2 separate regions of the Mus musculus genome follow, and region 1 is linked to region 2. A link is a contact called in ENCODE Hi-C or POLR2A ChIA-PET data. All regions are on one chromosome and are shown on one strand. Each heading gives the region's core, a stretch centred on a gene start or an enhancer-like site at or near the end of the contact. The rest is flanking DNA. Distances are from core to core; before and after follow the strand shown. Region 1 overlaps Arid5b (AT rich interactive domain 5B (MRF1-like)). Region 2 overlaps Arid5b (AT rich interactive domain 5B (MRF1-like)).

Evidence for each region. A loop is a pair of places that touch in the nucleus more often than their neighbours do. ChIA-PET counts read pairs that join two places held with the same protein, here RNA polymerase II (POLR2A).
Region 1: a loop to region 2 is called in a map of heart, with 2.1 times the contacts of the local background. The contact joins two enhancer-like sites. A Hi-C loop is called at or near these places in 3 of 37 maps with a recorded cell type or tissue (all heart). POLR2A ChIA-PET finds 5 or more read pairs at or near these places in 3 of 5 experiments (all embryonic stem cell).

What each region holds. Positions count from the first base shown.
Region 1 is chr10:68,189,323-68,196,779 of GRCm38, reverse strand. The region is part of intron 3 of Arid5b (AT rich interactive domain 5B (MRF1-like)); the gene reads left to right. The region is part of intron 1 of Gm51770 (a long non-coding RNA gene); the gene reads right to left. Among named protein-coding and RNA genes, the nearest start is that of Gm51770, 42 kb to the right of the region's middle. Within about 2 kb of position 4,504, at least 3 of the 3 ENCODE cell types and tissues checked have a DNase peak (open chromatin) inside an H3K27ac peak, as active enhancers do.
Region 2 is chr10:68,143,587-68,150,545 of GRCm38, reverse strand. The region is part of intron 4 of Arid5b (AT rich interactive domain 5B (MRF1-like)); the gene reads left to right. Among named protein-coding and RNA genes, the nearest start is that of Gm51770, 4.0 kb to the left of the region's middle. Within about 2 kb of position 2,670, at least 1 of the 3 ENCODE cell types and tissues checked has a DNase peak (open chromatin) inside an H3K27ac peak, as active enhancers do.

The sequences.
Region 1 (7,457 bases), core at 3,255-5,754, 44 kb before region 2:
AACCCCTCAGGAGGAGCGCTGGGATTTGAGTCTATCCTCATCCCAGCAGGATGCTGGCTCCTCAAGGAGGTGAACTGAGGGAGAAGATGCAGCCCGGGATCTGCCCATGTCTTCGATGGGTTCCCCTCAGAAACCCTGATACACCCCCCCCACCGCCCCCCAGCTAGACATTCACAAGCTCCAGCGCTGATTTCCAGTGAGTCACCAGGGCGAGAAAGAGACCTTTGCTCTCCCTTTTGTGTTGTATCTCAGGAGCCAGTGATAACTTGAGAGAATAAACGCAACCAGCACAGTGTTCCCGTTTCCTTCGGTTACAACTCCCAGAAGTCAGTGCGGGAATCTGGACAATGCTTACAAGTTTAGGGTGAGAGTCCATATTTCAAGTGGGAATACAGAGTGAGACAGAAAGACTGAGACAGAGAGACACATAGGGAGACAGACAGACAGACAGACAGGTGCGCGCGCGCGCGCGCGCGCACACACACACACACACACACACACACACACACACACTCTCATATATGAAATAACTGCCTAAATTCATGGGCCTTCTTCTGGACAGGTCTGCCAGCCACAGACCTCTCTCTTCCTGTTCCTTTCGCTCTTTAGGAAGAGCTGTTGATTTAGAGCCCAGGGTGACCTGTCACATGACTGCTCATCCTCTGATGTGAGGGTCATATGTTTATCTCAGGCTTTCTCTTAGTTAATTGAATTTGTTAGCACTCCCAAAGGTCTGTAGCGAGGAACCAGGACACTGATTCTGAGCCCTGCAGGAGTTTATATGCTGCTTATTGATTGAGAGACACATCTTCACACAAATACAAAACAACCAAGAGCATATTCACATGGAAACCTGTAACACTCACCAGAAGGGCCCTTTCTTTATTGTTTAAAATATGTTTAATATAAAATTGGCCATTCTAGCCATTTTAGCTAGAAATGTTAACTGCATCTTTAATATCACGAGATGATCCCTACTCTTTATCAGTAGAGCCCATTTGTCTCTCCAAAGCTCTGAGCAGTTAGGCAGTGGCTCTTCCTTCATCCATCCTTACCTCCAGCACTTCCTGGGGCCTGATGACCTCTGGCCTCCTTTCCATCTCTGTGAATTAATGTGTGATATCTGCCCTTTGGGTTTGGATTGTTACTGAGTATGAAATAACCAAGGCTCATCAGTATTGAGTGTACATCCCAGTCTGCTTTCTATGGCTTGACCATATCCCATCACCCAGTCACATCACATGCTGACTATTATATGTGTGTATCCTGTTCTATTGATGGACACATGGACTGTTCCACGTTTTGGCTCCTGGGAAATGCTGTTATCAACACTGACTTATAAATACCTGGTTTTGTTTTCCACTACCAGGGTTGTGCCCCAGAAATGGAATTAATTACTGCCTCTATAGGAATCCTGTATTTGAAAGAAATGGTCAGAGGCTTCTCTACCATGATTATACTATTTTACACCAATGTGTGAGGGTCTAGGTTTTTTCACAAGCTCACTAACACTTGGTAGTTTTGTTGTTGTGTATAGTAGGCATTCTAATGAATGTGAAAGAATTACTCCCTGTGGTTTTGATTCATGTTCCTTATAAAGTCATAATGGTACTGACTATTTTTCCCTTGTTCCATTTGTATATATTCTGTGATACAACATCAATTAATTTCCTTTTTACATTATATTGACTTGCATGACTTCTTCACATATTCTGGCTATGAATCTCTTAAATACACTTATTTATGTATGTATATATGTATGTATATATAAATGTATATATAAGTGTATGTATGTATATATGTGCATTCATATATGTATATATGTATATATAAGTATGTGTATATGTATGCACACATGCATGTATATATTATATGTGTGTATATATGTATGCATACTAGTATGTATATATGTATGTATATATACATGTGTATATTGTGTGTATGTGTGTATATATATGTATATGAGTGTATGCATATATAAGTATGTACATATGTATGTACATATATATATTATGTATGCAAGTATGTATGTATGTATGTATGTATGTATGTATGTATGTAATCAGTTGACCATGGGTATGAGTATATGGATGTTCTTTCCAGGCTCCTGTTCCTTGTTATTAATGCATGTCTCCATCTGGATATCAGTACTACATTGCTATTTTATTTACTTCAGTGGAGTGTGTGTGTGTGTGTGTGTGTGTGCGCGCGTGTGTGTGGTGGAGCAAGGGAAAAGGTAACAGAAGCTGTCTTCATTTTGGATGCTGGTTCAGCTAACAAGGGTTTGGATTCTTCCTCTATAAGAATGTAATCTTAGTAACTGCAGGGCAGATTGGGTCTTGAAGTAGTAGTAGACCTTTGTAAACCGAAAGAGTTGACTTTAACTAAGTTCAAATGTGATTGGACAGCAGCCTTACCTGGGTGGCTAGGAAGTAAACAGATAAGTCAACCTCCGAAAACGAATGTCCAGCTTGACCTTGGACTGGGACAAATTTAAGCCCAGAACTTGGAACCTGATGTGCCCCTTCTAGTTCCCTCTTCCATGAGTTCTTCAAACTCACTTATACTAAGGATGAATGACTTGCAATAGGTTAAAGGTGTTTGGAGGTCTGAAAAGATGGTTCAGCAGTTAAGAGTACTTGGCTCCTTTCAATGGGACCTGAGTTAGGTTCCTGGCAATCGCAAGAAGCAGTTCACATCTGCCTACAACTTGAGGTCCGGTCCAGGCAACCGAATGCCGTCTTCTGGCCTCTGAAGACACCTGACACAGGTGCAAAGGTGCACACAGACAAATAAGTGAAAATAGCACAAACGGTTTTTATTAAGAAGTTAACTTGTTTGAAAGGGAGGCAAATTTGAGGCAGGTCAGGCCCCCTAGGTTCCAGCATGTGATCTCCCAAGGCTTGCACTTATTGTATAATCCCTGTCTTGTATGACATTTAGATTTGGCTGAGATGATCATATGCAAATGACATGCAAAATTCTCAAGATGGAATTCAAAAAGACTCCCGAATGTGGCTTTTTCCGCTGTGGCCTTTTGGGAGGACCAAGGAGGTGGAGCTGACTGGCTCCCCAGTGGCTTCATTTGCTACTTAAGAGTGATGTCTGCATTTGGTTTGAATTTAGCTTTGTGATGTTGTTTTCTTTCTAGAGAGACGAAGCAGTGTCCAGGGTAAAAAGCTGATATTCACATAGCAATACCTAATTTTATGTTTGTGTGTCTGTTTAAGCTATGTCTTTTGATGCAGCTGGCTACAATCCTGGGTTATGTAGTTAAAATGTTCTTTGTTCCATTTGCAATCATGTATTCTTTTCTTTCTTTCTTTCTTTTTTCTTTTCTTTTCTTTTTTTAAAAACTTTTCCAGTGATGTTTTTGTTGCCTACCCTGGGAAGATCTGTTTTTCCATTTATCAAAACAAATGGCAAGCTAGGGACCATTTAAAGTCGTTTTCTTAGTTAATAAAGCCAATCTCCTTGTTCTGTTATGTTAAAAGTACATTATATTTTTATTGCCAGTTCTGTGGGCCTGGGTCTGTTTTCTGTCTCAGCAATCTCAGGCAGGCTGCCCCACTCACTCACTGTGTGGAGAATTACAAAATGGTTACAGGCAGGTCAGCTGACTTACAGTACCAGCAGCCATTCTCAAAATAACCACAACAGTCCAAGCCTGATGTATCATTTACGTCACACACTGTTTTCCTGAAATCGTTTGTGGCCTTTTCATTTCTATTCCTGATAGAATCTTGCTCTTGGTCCCTTTTAATCAGACATTTAATTTGTTTTTATTATTAATATTTTCCACTACATGTCTTGGCCTGCCTCCAGTAAAACAGCTCTGATGGGCGGGGAGGTGAGGGGGGGTTAAACAAAAAACAAAAACCTCTTCCTCCCTCAACTATGGTTTTGCTGCAAATGTGTTTTGTCCTTTGATGTGTCTGGACTGGGAGAACTAACTCTGAAGCCTTGAGAGAGATTTGGAAACACACTGAGGGCACCCCACATCAACACATAGCCACAACCAGGAACTGATAAAGTTGATGGACGACTTTGGAATTTTAAAACGGTTCAACGAATTCTGGCTATTTAGTCACATAGCCTGCCTGCATATTTTTCCCCCTTTTACAAATGTCTTTTCTGTATAATGTCTTGTAATTAGAACAGGAAGTCATTGAGTAACTGTAAGATGAATAAAAAGCACTTAACACTGAAAGGAAAATTACCTTCCGAGAAATTATATTCTTTTTTTTTTTTTTTTGCTCTCCACCCTGCATGTTACAATGTTGGTAATGATAGTAGCAGCTGTAGCTACCCTTATCTGTAGGATTTTTGTGCTTGGGTTTTCTGAAATTAAAAAAAAAAAATCATGTTCGGTAATAATCAAAGACGAATGGACAGGAGATAGGAAATGCCTAATTATGACAAATATTCTGTCACAACAGAACCGCAATTAAATGGAAACGGTGTAATTGTCAATTGCAGTAAGGGCTGGACGGCTGCCAGGTACGCAAAGTTGAGGGCTTGCCTTTAGTTGGTTGCTAGGAGCAGGCAAAAAGTATAAAGGTTTCAGAAAGGAATGTCTCCTGTCGGAAAGGGACTGCAGGCTGCATAGATCACTGGGCAAGCCCTTCCTATTGACATGATGTTGCTTAAATTGTTTCAAAAGTAGACATCGGTGGTTTTTTTTTTTTTTTTTTTTTTGTAACTCTAGCAAATTCATCTCTGCTTGGGGGAGGGGACCAAAGAAAGGAAACTGTAGGTTGTCTGTGAAGCAAACCCGAAGGACATTGTGTTTCAAACCAAGGCTCCATACAGATTTGGAATCTTTTAAGTGAAAAAAAAAAATCTTTAAATGTTTGTTTCTGTTGGCCTCCAGACGCATTTGCCCTAATACGATTACGAGAACGAAAGGGCGAAATACTTGGCAGAATTTTCAGTTGAGGTAATTAGGCACAGGAAAGGACATGCATATTTTTTCCACCAAGCTTCTATAAAGTACTAGTGTGAAGGGTTTTATGAAGTTTTTTTTTTTTTTTGGTTTCAGGCTTTCTGATGTTAGACGGTGATTTTTGGTAAACATACAGGGTGATGTTTCCTAAACAACCCCCACCCCCACCCCTGCCAGGAGGATAAAATTATGTTTCTGCAATATTATGTAAGAGATGAAAGCAAATTTCTCTCCTCTAGAATGGATGTTTTCAACCTCCTGCACATTTGGCCACCATTAACTATTAAGAGAGAGAGAGAGAGAGAGAGAGAGAGAGAAGAGGGAAAAGCATTATGGATATTTGAAACTCTACGCTCCAGTAATTTATTGTACTTGACATTTCATGCATCTCTTTATACAAAGACAATCTGAGCAACTCACAGGATGAATGCTCGCCCCGCCCCTCCCCCTCCCCTCCTCCCACCTCCCTTCCACACCCCGCCCTCACTCCCCCCACCACCACCCCTGCTCCCCGAGAGAGACACACACACACACACACACACACACACACACACACACACACACACACACGCCATGAGAGCCATGGTGTACAGCTACTGTTTGACAAGTCGAGGTGGAGTTTCGGATTATAATTACAGTTTCTCTGTGGAATTCCATTTGGGAGTTTGAAAAATATATATAAATAAGTGAAAAAAAATGACATTGAGAGAGGTTAACAAAACGTGTAATTATGACATAAGCACGGGATTAGAGCCATTTCAGTGGAGCATTACAAGATCTGTACTTTAGGTATTAACTTTTAATAGGCCAAGTTAAAGTTCTCTTTATTGAAGTTGAAATGAGGTTTAGTCATTGTGGAACTCTTATTCCCTTTGAATATTTAATTTAAAGCTAAGCATGTTCACATTTTTGGCTGGGGAGGAGGACCCAAGAAGTGGGATGACATTTTAATAGACTATCATAACCATTGTTTACAGTGCCAATCTTGAGTACCAGTCTTTTTCTTTTTCTTGTTTTCCTTTAGGCAGATTATATTCTACTGAATAAAAATCAAGTAAAAAAAAATGTGTATTTAACCCAAGGAACTAGAATGTTCTAGAAAAATACTCTGTACGGTTAGTTCCGAAGTTTCTTGTCTGATGTGGGTGTGGTTGAAAGAAAATCATTGTTCTGAGAACACTTTGTTTGTCTTTTGCTAAACAAATGTGCAATTTATCCATTCTTTGTTCACAGATTTCTCTACTAAAGTCTCTTGTGAAACCGAAAGGGGGGACTGCGTTTATTGGTGGCTCTTGTTGCATGTATCGGAGTATTTATGAGTCTATGAAAGGAGAAAGGAGGCATGGGTCTAGCAGCAGGATTTCTGTTAAGAATTCTTGAAGGGGCCATTTGCTTCTATTTGTTTCTCTCCGTGCTGTTGGGAAATAGAACATGCCAGCCATTGAAGAGTTTAATGTTCTTATGGCTGTGTGAGAGGAAGCTGATTTAATGTAGAGGCTTAGGAAGTCGTTAAAGGATCATAGAACTTAAGATCTGCAAGGCTCTTGCGAAGTCTTAACGTCCATTCCAGCTTATGCGCTCTTCTTTTCTTCATTTCTCCTCCCTGGCGGGCTCTATTAACGTCTATAAGGGCTGAGGGTCTCCTGGGCTCTCTATGGTTTATATAAATATGAAAAGCAATTCCTCTGGGAATGGCTAATTACAAGGTTGGATATTTGCCTCCATCCAAACAATGCCAAAATTCTGGTCCAAATGGGTGGTTCTGTTCAAGAGCAATGGAGTTAGCATAATTTTTGTCTTGGCATCACTGAAGGTTGCCACATTAGACCAGACCCCAGCTGTGCCTTTGGCCTCTTGGTGTAGAGAGACTTTAATGAGGGAAGAGGGGACGGACAAGAGCATTAGGCTGGTAAATGTAAGCTTCAGGCTTCTACCCATCTCCTGGTTAGGATGTTGCTATGAGAAATTTACATTGATAGTTTAAATGTCTACAGTGAGCATTGCAGGCCTTCCAATCATGCACAGACTTAGCCAGAGTGCAATAATTCTGGCTTACAGGTGGGTGAAGTTATCAGTTCTCTGTGAGCATGAATTCTCTGGTTTTACCCGGCCAAAGCTTATTATCTTCATCCTAATACTATAAATTAGATGATAATAATAATAATAATAATAATAATAATAATTATTATTATTATTATTATTATTATTAGAGGCATTTTGTCATAATGCAGAGTTAACCAAGTAAGAGTTAAAAGGTTAAAAGGAAAGGTTAGGTTTCCAGTGTCATGGAGATAATCGCATGGGTCGCAACTTGAGTTTGTCACCTCTACATTGGGGAATATTCACAAATTGTAATTTTGTTTATAGGGTCTTGGTGAGGAACCAAAGACTCACTATCTGAAAAAATTTTCCCTATACTTCAATATTAATTTTACTCTCAATACCAGAAATAGTGTTAGTGCGTTTTCTATTCTTGAGCACATCAGCTGTGCCTGCTCCTTTCTGGTTTGAG
Region 2 (6,959 bases), core at 1,421-3,920:
CTCACTGTACTTTCTTTTCTCAATTGTCTACTGTTTGCTAATGTTTCCTTCTCGGTGTGATTGCCTCCCGATTTAATAGTGCTTGCCATCCAGGCTTTACAGTGGCAGACCCAGCATAATACCAGGCCCTTCTATGCTAAACGCACTGAGTGTGTATAGCCAACCACAGCCCAACATGTTTAGCTAATGGGTTACTCGGGAGCTATGCACTTACATAATTAAGTGATGTATGTAATTTTGTGTTAACACATTTGCGATGTGTGTTTCTCTGGTGATTGCGACACTTTATTCCCTGTAAAGCATGACATTTTAATTCCCACTGAATGGTTCTCTACCTTGATTCGCCTTGTTTTTTTTTTTTTTTTTTTTTTTTTTTTTGTGACAGGGGATTATTTTGCAATCAAGATAAAAGCATTATTTAGGAAATCTCTAGACTATCCCCATTACTGGGAACTTTTAACTGCAGATTAGTCTCCTATTTTATTGATCGCTGTTTTCAAAATCTTTATTGGAAATTCAATTTCATTTCTATGTTATCAATGGGCCCAGATTAGCATCCGCAAGATTTTTTTTTTAATGCAGTTTTGTAGGGATGGAGGTCTTTAAAAGCCCTCCTGGTATAACATCTCCCCTATGAAAACATTTTGCTTTCCTTTGGTGTTCTGGCTTTTCTTGGGCTTCAGGCTCGCTAGACCAATAGGTATCTATGTAGATGCTACTCCCACTTCCCCTAATTAATGGTGATCTTGATTGAGGGAAAATGCTGTAGGCACAAAGATAAGGGGTAGACCAGCCACCCTTCCCTCTCTAGAGGTATATGTTTGCCCCAGCGGAGCCAGCAATCTATGCAGTTTAACAAAGCCTCGCTCTATGCTGAGGGAATGGAAAGATGATTGTGTGGTTTAAAGGTCCTTTCTGCTCTTGCAGAGGACCTGAGTTCAGTTCCCAGCACCCATTACTGGCTAACAACCAACTCCAAAGGATCCCAATGGCACCTTCTGGCCTATGAGGGCACACACACACACACACACATATACACACTCACACACATAAACACACACATTTGTGGATTCGAGTCCCGACACAAGGTGGAACTTGAACCCACAACATACACACACACACACACACACACATATGCACACAAAAATAGTAAAGAATTTACTAAATCTCATATTAAGTGACAGGCACTGGTTTCAAAACTCAATACAGAGTTCTGCGAGTTCTATCACCGTACATCAAGCACCTACCATCTCTTTAAGAGTCTGCTGAGACAGACAATACGTGATGGGTACAAGAAACCCGAGAGAGTGTCTGTGGACAAAGGCACCCCCACACATCTGGAGAAGTGACCGAAGGATTGCAGGGTGGGTCAGGTCTACAACGACTACACCCTACTTTTTGACTGATTTCCAGAGATCTAAACTCAGGCCTCTGTGCTTATATGGCAAACCCCTTACAACCTGAACGATCTCCCCGGCTCTTGAAGCTGTGGAATGGAGGTGCTCTGTAAATTACCCAGAAGAACTCAGCAGTCACAGAGCTATCAATATTCTAGCTCCTCACCATGGTCTTCTGTTACCAGTTGGTCTGTCAAGCGTGGCTCCCCATACTTCATGTCTTACCAGGTCTCTCTCTGCATTTTAGAGCAAGGTTTACAAGAACCCTCAAACCTAGAACAAATTGTTCTATTGGTCCCAAAGAATGACAGCTCTCCCGTGGTTCTGGTTCGAGCCCCCGTGCCAAGTGTCAGTTCTCAATTAACTCTAGCCTCTGTGAGCTCCTAGAACACAGGCAGCCTAGATCTAGTTGTCTATACCTGGAGCTATGTGGCAAGGTGTGGCACCTAGAAGCTTTGTATTGTGTCCAGGCCCCGCCCCTACCCTCACTTCCCTGAGCCCAAAGCAATGCTTAAGAATGCCAAAAGAATGTTTTCAAATTGTTCCTTCTGTTGATCCCAAAGAATGAGAGCCTTCACATGGTTCTGGTTCAAGACCTGGGCCAGGAGTCAAATTCTAAATTTAATCGTGGCCTCTGTGAACGTTTCTTTGCTTTCCCTGCCACCATTTAAAGCTGTTCACTCTTCCCATCTGCAAGAGCAGCAGTCATGTCTGTCTTTCTGCCACACAAGCTTGTTATTCTACTGGGGGGCAGCGTGTCATATTTCCTATCATAATAGGAATTAAACAAAAGCCCTTTGAGCAAGAGCCCTGTGTGTAAACGCCTGTGCTCACAAATAGATGCGCATCAGAGGCCAGCAAATACCACCCCTCTATTTATTACTATTATTGCTGTTATTGTTATTATTATTATCTTTAAAAGAGAAGCAAGGCTCACTAGAGAATTCCTTTTGGAATTTTCTTTTTAGTGAGAGGACACAGAAGAAAGAGCATGTTCAGCTCGTACCACAGCACACACAGAAATAAGACAGCAGTCATGTTTGGCTAAAGAAGGCACAGCTGTTTAATTTTATAGTAGAGTTACTTTAAGGACTTTGTCAATTCAAAGACGAAAACCAAACAACTGTTGCTACAAAAACTGGAGTTGAGGCCAAGTCAAGATAAATCTGTTCCTAAAACCATCTTAGAATTACAGAACATTTGGGTTCATGCTGGGCGGGGAAGCAGCTCTATTTAAAAAGACTTGGAGGGCCGGTGCTTGGTGCTTTGGCTGGAAATCGGAGGACAGAGGCCTTGCTCTTTTGTGTCCCGGGCTCTGCAGTTTTGGATCCCTCAGCTCTTTTAGCCGCTCAGGGTTTGTTTTAATTCCAAGTTTGTTTGCTTTGGGGGGGGGGGGGGGACAGGCCCATACAGCAAGAAATTATCCAAAATCACAAAGCAGAGATTGGAAATACAATTTTAAAACCAAATTAAACACCAAATTGCATAATTGATTATTGAATTTGGAAGCTAGATTTTAGAAATCATCATTATTATTATTATTATTATTATTACTGTTAAACATGGAATGATGCAGCCTATTCCTTTCCTTGGTCTTATAAATTCCAACTTTCTCTATACTGCCTATTGTTAGAAACAAATGAACTGGCCCTTTTTGTATTTAGTGGTTTTTCTTCCATATTAGGGAGTTATTCAAGACATCTTTCCTCGGTTCCTGTAATTCCAAACCAGTTGGAGTATCAGCCTATTTTTGGTTATGAAGGAACTTTTAAAATGTGGGCATGATTTTTTTAACAGTTATAAAATTCGTTAAACTCAATTGACTACAAATTATAACAGCTATGGCCATAGATACAGTGACTCCGTTATGTTCCTGAAATACATTGTTCTAAACTTCCATATAAAGGCCCCACCAGCCTGACCTCACAGCACCTGACATCGTGAAGGAGGCCTACTAAATGTAAATTATGGTACATATAAAAACAGCCTAACGTTGTGGTTCACACTTGTGTCTCTCCCTCAGAGATCAGTGCCTTACCTGTATTTGAGTAAACTTTCTTGTTAGTTCCTGAGGTTTTTGTGGTCATCCCTGCGCATCACCCTGATATACCACAAGAGGGCAATAGAGAGTTTTCTAACAAAGCCAGAAATGGTTCTAATAACAAGCTATGTGTTTTAACTTGCTAAGGATTTTATTTCTTGGCCTTTCAATCGCCACACTTGAAGCCTCTGGGTATCCTGAACAGTAAATAATCCAAATAAATTTCTTCTGAGAGGAAATACAGAGATACCGGGGCAGACAAGGACTTTTACCCAAATAAGGAGTCTTTTTTGTGGTGACCCCATGTGTTAGATAACTGTCTACTGGCAGTTGGACATGAGTTTATAAGGTTGGAGGCCAAAATATGTATACCATGTGCTATAAAAGAGCTTGGGAGAAAGACAAAAACCTCTATGGCTATCACCAATATCCCAGGGGCACATAGTCAGGGTGTTTCACTGCAGGCTGAATCCATCACAAACATGTCATTTAAAATGATCACCTTCTAAGTATCCTGCAGTAAAATATCCATCTTGTGTTGTGTTGATCCTACTGTGATCTTGCTCATCCCTCAGCATAAAGCCTTAGGTGTTTTAGAGGCTCCTCTCGCTGCCTAACCTGGATTTATTTCCGTAGCCACCACTACCGCTCTCGTGTGTTAGGGTCATTTTAAAATAAAAGGAAGCAGTTCAGTCCAGGAGGGGCGTAGCTTTTGATTCGTTGCTAGCTACAGTTCTGCGCGGCCACTGTCAGAGAAACCAAAGCTGAGGAGTCAGAGGGAATGGACTCTCATTTCAGACCCTGTGATTGGTTACGTAGAAGGGCGAGATACTAGGCCGACCTGGTTTTAGATAGCCACTATCAGAACAATGTCCGACGGTCTTTTATTATATTTATTTTATATCGAGTGCATGTGCATGCACACACATGCACATGATGTGTTATGGGTATGAGGACGGAGATCAGAGAACAACTTTGTAGAATTTGGTTCTCTCCATAGACCTTGACATGGATGGGTTCCAGGAATCAAACTCCTGTCTCCAGGTGTGCACAACAAAGTCCCTGTTCTGTCGCCCTGTCTTCTTGCTGGTCCTTTCGATACTAAGGATGGTGATAAAGTCCTTGTCTCCTCTACAGTCCCCAGAACTGAAACCTGTTTCTTTCGTCCAAGTTCTCTGGACTTATTGGCAATGCGTTGTGTGAAACTGTGGGACCCGACGCAGCTGGACTGTGCCAGGAAGGTCATGTTCTTGCCTTGAAGGCTGACTGCATCTGACCCCTCTACTTACTTTCAAATGAGATCTCTTAAAAGGCAAACGCAGTTGGACTGCAAACTCATTCGGCAATTTGTGGTCAGGGCAACGTCTACTTGGGATTGGCCAAACTCGCTCAAGTTCCATTTTCTCATATCGTGTCTGCACTGAATGATTGCAGCGTCTTACATTACACACAGTTCATGTCGTCAACGCATCAAAATAGCTCATGAGGAGTCAGAGCTCCTCTCTCCCTCTCCCTCCCTCCCTCTCTCCCTGTCTCCTTCCCTCTCGCCCTCCCCCAATCTGTTTTTACTTGGTACCTTAGTGAAGGATCTTAATGTGCTAGCAACCACATCAGGGCATTTAGTAGCCTCGAGTCAATAATTACTAGATTTGAACTTTGCAGAGATCCCAGCATCAGCAGTTTTGGGGTACTAACATCTGTCCGTGACAGAAAATATCACCGCAAACAGGACTCTACATTGACATTGTACTGGAACTTTCGAGCTGTGACCTTGGCCAATTGTTCTATCTTCAGACGTTGATCTGTTTTGCTTGCCCTTTGAATCATGACCGAGGGCATACGTCTCTGATCCTAACATTACATTGTTGTCCAAACCAGCATCACCCATCCGGAAGATAACAAGAGCCATCTGCCGTTTAAAAAGGGAAAACGTGGAATTCATTTGAATGATATAGTTTATCCAAGCCATTATAGCCAAACTGTCGTTATCATCTCAATATGTGCTTGATTTAAAATGCTATCAGTGAGATCATTTGCTCTCTGCCCCACGTGTTGAAAACCAATCTGTGTACCAATCTGTTTTATACGTAAAGTACACCTCAGCTCAGGCTTGGCATTCCAAGGGCTCTGCAGACGCCGGTGGGCACCGAGACTGTATTGGGTGCAGCAACTTTACACAGGAAGGGAAATGTTTTCTTTTAACTGACCACGTGGAGCTTCACCCTTCTCTATCATTATTATTTAGTATTACTAGTAGTATTATGAGATCCATGGTATGGTTTCCACTAACATCTGCCCTGCTGTTCTACTGTGACACAAACTCTTCTTTCCAATGACAGAGCACTCAAGCTTGTCCAGCCAGCCCAGTTACAATCACTTGTCCCTAGTGAATGTATCACTGTTGGGAGTTAGGGACCCTGTTGCTGCCTCTGCACACACACCACACCACAGGCTCCTTTCTCTTCTCCTCTGGACCCTCCATCCTGCATTTTCTACTCTCTTCTATACAGTCACTGAGAGCCATGGTACAGAAGGATTTTGAAGAGCCTTTGCAGTATGAGCTGCTGCTCAGGTATAGCAAATACTTTACAAACTGAGTCATAGGCTGTCCCCTCCTTAGTTAAAAAAAAAAAAGGTACATTTTTATTTGTGGGGTCATGTACCACCAAGCACTTATGGAAGTCAGAGGCCAATTATTTCTTTCCACCTGGTGGGTCCTAGGGATTGGATTCAGGTCACCCATCTTGGCACTGTAGCTCAGCAGGACCCTGGACTCTTATTTCGAAGGAAGGAACAACATTACATGTTAGATTGTCCTTTCGGACAGCATAAAGAAATTAATAACTGTATTTTCAGCACAAACTCCTTTTGTATATCTTTTTAAATAAATTGGGACCTTATTCTATTGTTTTTGTTGTGTGGATTTAGGAACCAAACTGTTTCTCCTAAAGTATTCATCCATGTCTGTAATGAGTTAGTATACACGCTAATCCATGTGTGCATAAGCAACCAAACCAAAACCATAACAACCATTTACTTATATCCAGTGGGAAACATTTCCTTTATCAAATTGGCAAATCAATTACCTTCAGAGTTGAAAATGGACAATCTTATTCCCGAACTTGGAGAGATGGTAGAACAAAAATGGTGTGTTTTAATGTGAGTCTAAATGTGCTGTTTACTGTTTCCTTCTGAAGCCATTTGATGCAACAAATAAACAACAACAACAACAACAAAATGTAGCTTTCAGTTCTCTGCAGTTGTTTTCAGTAGGGGCACCTCAGAGGGTATCAATCGTGGGCTGGAAGGAGCGACTTTACTGGTTGTCAGAGAGAGAGAGAGAGAAAGAGAGAGAGAGAGAGAAATATTTGTTCTCAGTTCATGAGGTCCTGTTTTTATGACCTTCAGAAATTGTGGGGATTAAAATATCCTTCAAAAACACATCCACAGTGGATACTTAAACAGCCTTAAACAATAAACAGACAATAATGTTAAATTATAATTCATCCTTGTTAATGGTA